Regions from separate parts of the Homo sapiens genome. Here region 2 is linked to region 1. The links are chromatin contacts, found by Hi-C or POLR2A ChIA-PET in ENCODE. All regions are on one chromosome and are shown on one strand. The core of a region is the stretch at or near the end of the contact, and the rest is flanking DNA. Distances in the headings are between cores, read along the strand shown. Region 1 holds the start of F2R (coagulation factor II thrombin receptor). Region 2 overlaps IQGAP2 (IQ motif containing GTPase activating protein 2).

Region 1 (3,254 bases), core at 549-3,048:
TGCACCACTCCTGCCATGAGGATGTAAGAAGCTTGGCAGAAACCAGTACGCTTTGACTTCACTCCCTAATGAGGCTACACACCTTGCTGGGAGGCCACTGTGAGAAAGGGTGCAGCATTTCTATAAGCTCTGTTCTCCACCCCATGATCCAAATCTCAAACAAAACACTGGATTCTCAAGAGCGTGTCCTCAAACTACATTGTGCAAATTACATAATGGTATGTGAAATCATATCTCATCGCAAACAATTTTTCAGGAGTTCTCGGTGTTCTCTCAAACACTTTCGGCAACAATGCTCACTTATCTGCAGGCAGGCTAGTTACTGCTAAACACTGGGCCCCAGTCTGGAGCTCTTAGTTTTCCCAAAAGCATCTCAAAACTCACCCTGAACAAAGACAGAGAGGCGAGAACATGCTATGTCTTTGTCACCTCTTAATCTTGATGTGTCTACACTTTTTTTTGAGTGTGGGAGCAATATAGAGTGCACATTCTTTTAGCGATAACAAGAAAACCCGCTAGAACTTCTTTCAGCGTAAAAAAAATGGCTCAAAGCTTATAAAATACTATTGTTATTAGGAAATTCAAAAACACTTTTCTCACTTTCTAATTAGCGCCTTTACAGGCTAAAAACAACTCATCTGTGCTGCTCTTGGGGAAAGGGATACAGAAAATATTTGACCAAATAAATTAATCAAATTTATTTATTTGGTCAAGTGGCCAGATACTTAAAAATAGACTACTAGTGGGGAAAATATTCTAGGGGAGCAACCTTCTTGCAGTGGATCAGAAATCTCGTTAAGAAATACTGGGATCCCACAGTGTTCGAGGGAGCCCGGTCCTGGGGAGGGATCTCTCTCTTCAACTCACTTAGAAGGAATGGGTTCTAGGTAACAACAAAATCCTCTCCATGTCCCCTCCCCCGCCACCACGCGGAGCCTCTGCTATTGTCACCATATATCTCGCACCCTGCGCACCTCCTGGACACAAGGCCGGGCCGGGGGCTGCTGGTACTGATTCTCTGCTAAACATGCCAAGGGACTGCCTGGGCTTTTCTCTACATCACTTTTCTCGCCTGTAAAATGTGCAAGAAAAAAACTTCCAACAAAGCAAAACTTCAGCGGCAGCGGTTCGCCACTTTATATTTTAAAGATCGAAACGTTTATTGGTGGAGCAACGTGAGAGCTTTTCTTTTTGGGGGTGGTCCTGGGAGAAACACAATGACAAGTGCAACGCAGGACTGCAGGCTCCCCCAGGGGGCTTCCGCTCCATCCTCCTCCATATCCAACACCCCGTGGCAGGCGGGCTGCACCCTCCAAGATCGAGTCCAAAGGGGCATCGGCTGGGCCCGCGAAGGGGGTGGCACGCCCCACCTAAACGTGACTGGAAAAAACTCCAGATCTCAGCCCAAATGCCAGTTTGGCTTTCGGAGGAAACTGAGGCAGGGGTGAGGAGAAGGCGCAACAGTGACCCCCGCAGTCTCCCCTCGGCGTCCCTCCGCCCGCGCACCCCATTCCCGTGCATCTCTCACCTGGCCTGCGGGCCCGGGTGCGGGCAGACAACAGCGGGCCGCACAGACTGAAGCAGGCGGCCACCAGCAGCAGCCGCCGCGGCCCCATTGTCCCGGGCTCTGCGCGGCGCTGCTCCGGGAGGCTGCCCCGCCTCGGGCTGCTCCGCTTCACCCTCTCTCCTGACTTCTGCGGGTCGGGGAGCCGGTCTTCGCGGCAGGCAGAGCGCAGGGTGCCCACGGGTAAGATCAGGGTCCAAGCGACCCTCGGCGAGCGCTGTGTCTGGGGCGGTTAGCGGGGCGGGGCGGGACTGGGGCGCGCGGTCGCGCGGGCGCGAGCGAGGAAGGGCGCCCTCCGGCGTGCAGTGAGAGTCTCTGCGCTGGAGCCGCTCGGCGCCCCCTCCCCGCGGTCCCTCAGCCGCCGCTCGCAAGCCCCTCTGGCTCTGTGCGCCCCGCCCCGCCCCGCCCTGCCCTACTGGGGGGCCCTGGCCGCCGGCCACTGCCGGGCCTAGAAGTCCAAATGAGAAGTTTTTTCCTCTGGGCACCGTTGATTCGCGAAGCTGTCAGTGACTCACACTGGCGGGGTCCTTGGAATGGGGCCGCACGGCTCGCAGGCTGCTTCCCGCGGCCGTCTCGACCCTCCTGGGATGTGGAGACGTCGACAGTGGACGCCCCGGCCAGGATGCGTCCACGCCCTGCAGCCCCGCAGCCCTGGCGTGGCCTCCCGTCCTCCCTCCCTCCGTGTGGGACACCGGCAAAGTTCAGTTTTCGCTAAAAGTCTAAAAGGGACTTCTGCTTTTGTAACGTGGGGATCACGGATTTAAAAGTTTATGATGTAGTGACAGGGTTGCCCCTAAATGAGAAAGGGCCCTTGAGTCTGGACAGAATTCTTGAACTTTTATACGTCTCTCTTTATTTCGCGAAGTTAGGCGTTTCATACGCCGGGCACTCGTTTCCCCCACACGCAGACTGCGAGTGGAATAGGAAGAGCGGCTTCTCCCGCTTCCCCCCCGCGCGGCCTCGCGGAGCTCTTCCCTTTCCCGCGCCGCCCGCCGGGGTCACCTGCGCATCTGGGAGGAGGGCGCGCGTCTGCCGGTGAGGCCGGCGTTCTAGGGCCGCGGGCGCCCAGGAGAGAAATGGCCTGGTAACTTTCCAAGTGTCCTTCACACGTTCTTGAACGATATTACAGTTTGTTTTGTTTTTGAGGCAGGGTCTTGCCCTGTCGCCCAGGCTGGAGTGCAGTGGCGCCAACACGGCTCACTGCAGCCTCGATCTCCCTGGCTCAGGCCACCCTTTCGCCCCAGCCTCCGGATTACCTGGGACCACAGAAAGGCGCGCGCCACCATGTCCGGCTAATTTCACTGCTGGCCTCAAGCGATCCTCCTGCCTCAGCCTCCTAAAGTGCGGGGATTACAGGCGTGAATCACCGCGCCAGGCCTGATATTAAAGGAGTTTGGCTAAATTCAAGGCACAGGGCGGGGACACTCGCTTGGCAGTCTGCTAAGGGCCCCCAGGGGCGTCGCGGCTGGGGGTGGGCAGGAGGAGCCTGCAGCTTAAGTTGCTTTGCCACTGGCTCTGGTGCGTGCGCCTTTCAGACTCCAACAGGAAATGGGTCCCCAAATAGCTGTTTCTAGGAAAGCTCAGCCGCAGCCCCTTCTCCTCTTAACCCAGCGCACTGATGTGCGGGCATATTCGGAGTTCTGTGGTTGATAAGCTGCAGCTGAGAGCCGGTGGTCAGTTTTCTAAGCCT
Region 2 (3,254 bases), core at 467-2,966, 240 kb after region 1:
CCACATTCCCGGTCTTACAGGGAGGGGAAGGAAAAACAATTCTTTCCCCTGGTGGGTCTCGATCTTTGGTAGATAAAGCCTTTGAAAGAGAATGTGGGATGCAGGAATGTCAGAGACACCTTGAAGCTTCTTCAGTTTGGAATGTCAAAATGCTGTATTTTGGGGCATCAGTGTCTGAGCCCCAACACCTATGACTTGGTCAGAGCCAGCAGGTCAATCCCTAGGCATAGTTACCCCATTCTTTTATCTTGTTGGAGAAATTCACATGAAAATGCTTATTGGCTCTGCAAAGAACATTTATAACACTAATTGGATCTTCAAAACTACTCAGGCTTTCTATCCAACCCTGGCTGATGCACTACTGCTTTTTCATGCCTCCACCCTCCTCACCTCAGCAGATGGTGACTCTTAGTATCCTTCCTCTCTCCCCTCTCATCCCAGAGGAAGGGGTATCCTCTGTTCCTTTTTTCTAAGCTGGGGTGGGAAGGCTGAGAGCTGAGACAGCCTCAGCCATAGATGCTATCTCAAATGTCAGTGTGCATAATAGTGTACTCCAGTGCTCTGTTAAAAGGCAGACCTCAGCCGGACGCGGTGGCTTATGCCTGTAATCCCAGCACTTTGGGAGGCTGAGGTGGGTGGATCACATGAGGTCGGGAGTTCAAGACCAGCCTGACCAATATGGTGAAACCCCGTCTCTACTAAAAATACAAAATCAGCCAGGTGTGGTGATGCATGCCTGTGATTCCAGCTACTTGGGAGGCTGAGGCAGGAGAATCGCTTGAACCTGGGAGGCGGAGGTTGTCCTTAGAGATGGCCTTATAGGGTCAGGAGTGATCCTCAGAAGCCTGCACTCACACAAGCATCCAAGTGACCTTGATGCAGGTGTAAATGAATTTGGGGATCACTGCCCTAAGTCACTCTCCCAGATGACATAGCTGCCTCAACTCTTGCCTTGAGAAATACCAGGGGCAGGAAAAGCTGTGTATTACAAATCACACGATGGGAAAAAACAAACAAACAAAAAAGCAACCCAGGGACATTAAGCCAAGTAGGACGGAGTACAGAGTGCAGAAATGACTAGAAATGTTAATTCCTGAATTCCTGTTCTTGCACCAAAATGGGTTCAAGTTTCTCAGCAAAAATGAAAGATCAAGGACAAGAACATATGAATGGCTAATTCCCCCAAACCATTTGCAGCATTTAACCAAAAGCAAACTTGAACTGAATCTACCAAATAAGTTTAATATTCATGTTTATATTTTTTCTTTATTGAGCTTTCTACTTTTACTACTCAACATGATTTATAGAGACTCATTTGAGCTTTCTACTTTTACTACTCAACATGGTGTATAGAGACTCATGGAACTAAAGAGCACTGTCAAACAGTCAGAAGACCTTTATCCTAATCCCAAATCTACCACTAACTCCACCATGGATAAGTGAGATAAATTTCTGAGCCTCAGTATCCCCATATATGAAATGGGGATTTGACTCTGTTAAAGAAAAACAAAGGTGTTCAGACTGAGAAGGCAATGGAAGATCGCTCTACATTCTATATCACCCTAAAAATGGAAGACACAAAGAAATCATTCTGTGACAACCTTGTACAAATGTTCTCCCCCACCAGCTTCCCTAAAGTCACTCTATGCCTTGAATAATGATACCGTTTTATGACTTTTAAGCATCACAGCATGAGGCAGCTTCCGGTGGGGAGGTTCACACAGGAAGGAAGAGATCTCAGTGCTGTTTGCTACTCATACCTTTTGATGTTTCAACAAAAAGCCAAGCATTCTTTGAAACCAGTCATAATAGTGGCAAAACCAAAAAGATAATTGATGAATTGAAGGTGGTATGGAGGCCTAACCAAGAATAAAGATGCACCAAAATTTTCTTGGGTGAAGAGAACAGAATAAAGTCTACATCATAGAGAAGTACAAATTCTTAATAATACTTTAAGGCACAGTAGCTGATGCCTGTAATTCCAGCACTTTGGGAGGCCAAGGTGGGAGGACTGCCTGAGGCCAGGAGTTCAAGACCAGCCTAAGCAACATAGTGAGATCTCATCTCTATTTTATTTTAATTGAAAAAAGAGAGAGCAAGAAAGAGCTAGCCTAAAATGAGCAAAAGAGAGAAGGAGAAAGAGGGAGGAAGAACACAAAGTAAATACAAGATAAATTATTCCCAGAACAAACTACTTATAATAGTACCAGTTAAAACAAAATAGAAACAGTTCACAGGAAAAAAAAAGAGAAAGGAAAATAAAACAATATATAGCCATATATAGCCAATGGATAGCTATATTGTGCTAATTCCACCAAAGCTTAAGTGAGAATTTATTGATCAAGAGCTAGAACTAGAACTAGCCCATATAGAACCTAAAAACCAAGACCATGTTTTGGACTTACAAGGAAGACATGATCAAAACACATTAAGAAATAAAGAAATGGGACAGTATGTTATAGTTTTTAAGCACAGTCTTTGAAGTCAGAAAGACCTAGGTTGTAATACTGTTGCTGTCGCCTGTTGGCTGCGACACTGAATAAATTACTTAAGTTTTTCCAAGACTTGGTTTTTCCATCTATCAAATGGGGATAATGCTCCTTCCCACAGAGTGGTTGTGAGAATCGAGACCATGTGGGTTGAATGCTTAAAGCACCGTGCCTGGTGAGTAGACACTTGTGTGATAATCCTTGTGAGTAAAGTACATTTGCAACCATGGAAAATTCCAAACCTCTCCCAGGTTTCCAACTTTGAAGATCCTGAGAAACAAATATAAACTTTGGGATCAAATATCAGTTGCTCAACTTGTCTTTGGCTGGAGATGATTAATACCGATTATTTGTATTTTAAAATACCAGCACTCTGAAAAGTTATACTTTCATCTGTCAGAACATACCCGATTGGCACCTGTCCAACATACATCCAAAGCTAGTACAATATGTGAAACTAAAAACAAAGAACTTTTTCCACCTACTATATGCCCAAGCCTAGGCTTGGCAGACAGAGAACACGAAATGTGTCCTGCTGAGTCAGATAAGCAATGCTTTGATCTGCCCCAGGGCATCTGACCTCCCAGTGTCCTCCTCTGCTGCCCAAATCCAGACCCCCGCCAAGTCCTGTAGCTTTTTCCTTTATATCCTTAATAAGTGTTCCTTCCATTCTAGCTCCACAGCATAATCCCTGGTCACCGCCAGCTGGCCCTCAGCACCAACACCTCTCTGAGGCCCCAACTACAAGCACTACTTGTTGGCAGG

Evidence for each region. Hi-C counts contacts between places; a loop is a spot of excess contacts on that map. ChIA-PET counts read pairs that join two places held with the same protein, here RNA polymerase II (POLR2A). Pooled maps may share reads with other maps.
Region 2: a loop to region 1 is called in a pooled map, with 4 times the contacts of the local background. The contact joins the enhancer-like site here to the promoter of F2R in region 1. A Hi-C loop is called at or near these places in 1 of 50 pooled maps. POLR2A ChIA-PET finds 5 or more read pairs at or near these places in 3 of 52 experiments (A673, K562 and OCI-LY7).

What each region holds. Positions count from the first base shown.
Region 1 is chr5:76,714,670-76,717,923 of GRCh38, reverse strand. F2R (coagulation factor II thrombin receptor) reads right to left here and starts at 1,798. Exons shown (of 2, transcript NM_001992.5): 1 at 1,529-1,798. The coding sequence starts at 1,616. RefSeq lists a silencer at 1,743-1,992.
Region 2 is chr5:76,472,338-76,475,591 of GRCh38, reverse strand. The region is part of intron 2 of IQGAP2 (IQ motif containing GTPase activating protein 2); the gene reads right to left. Among named protein-coding and RNA genes, the nearest start is that of IQGAP2, 71 kb to the right of the region's middle. RefSeq lists an enhancer at 2,394-3,254. Within about 2 kb of position 1,716, at least 5 of the 41 ENCODE cell types and tissues checked have a DNase peak (open chromatin) inside an H3K27ac peak, as active enhancers do; they include OCI-LY7, where a contact is called at or near this core.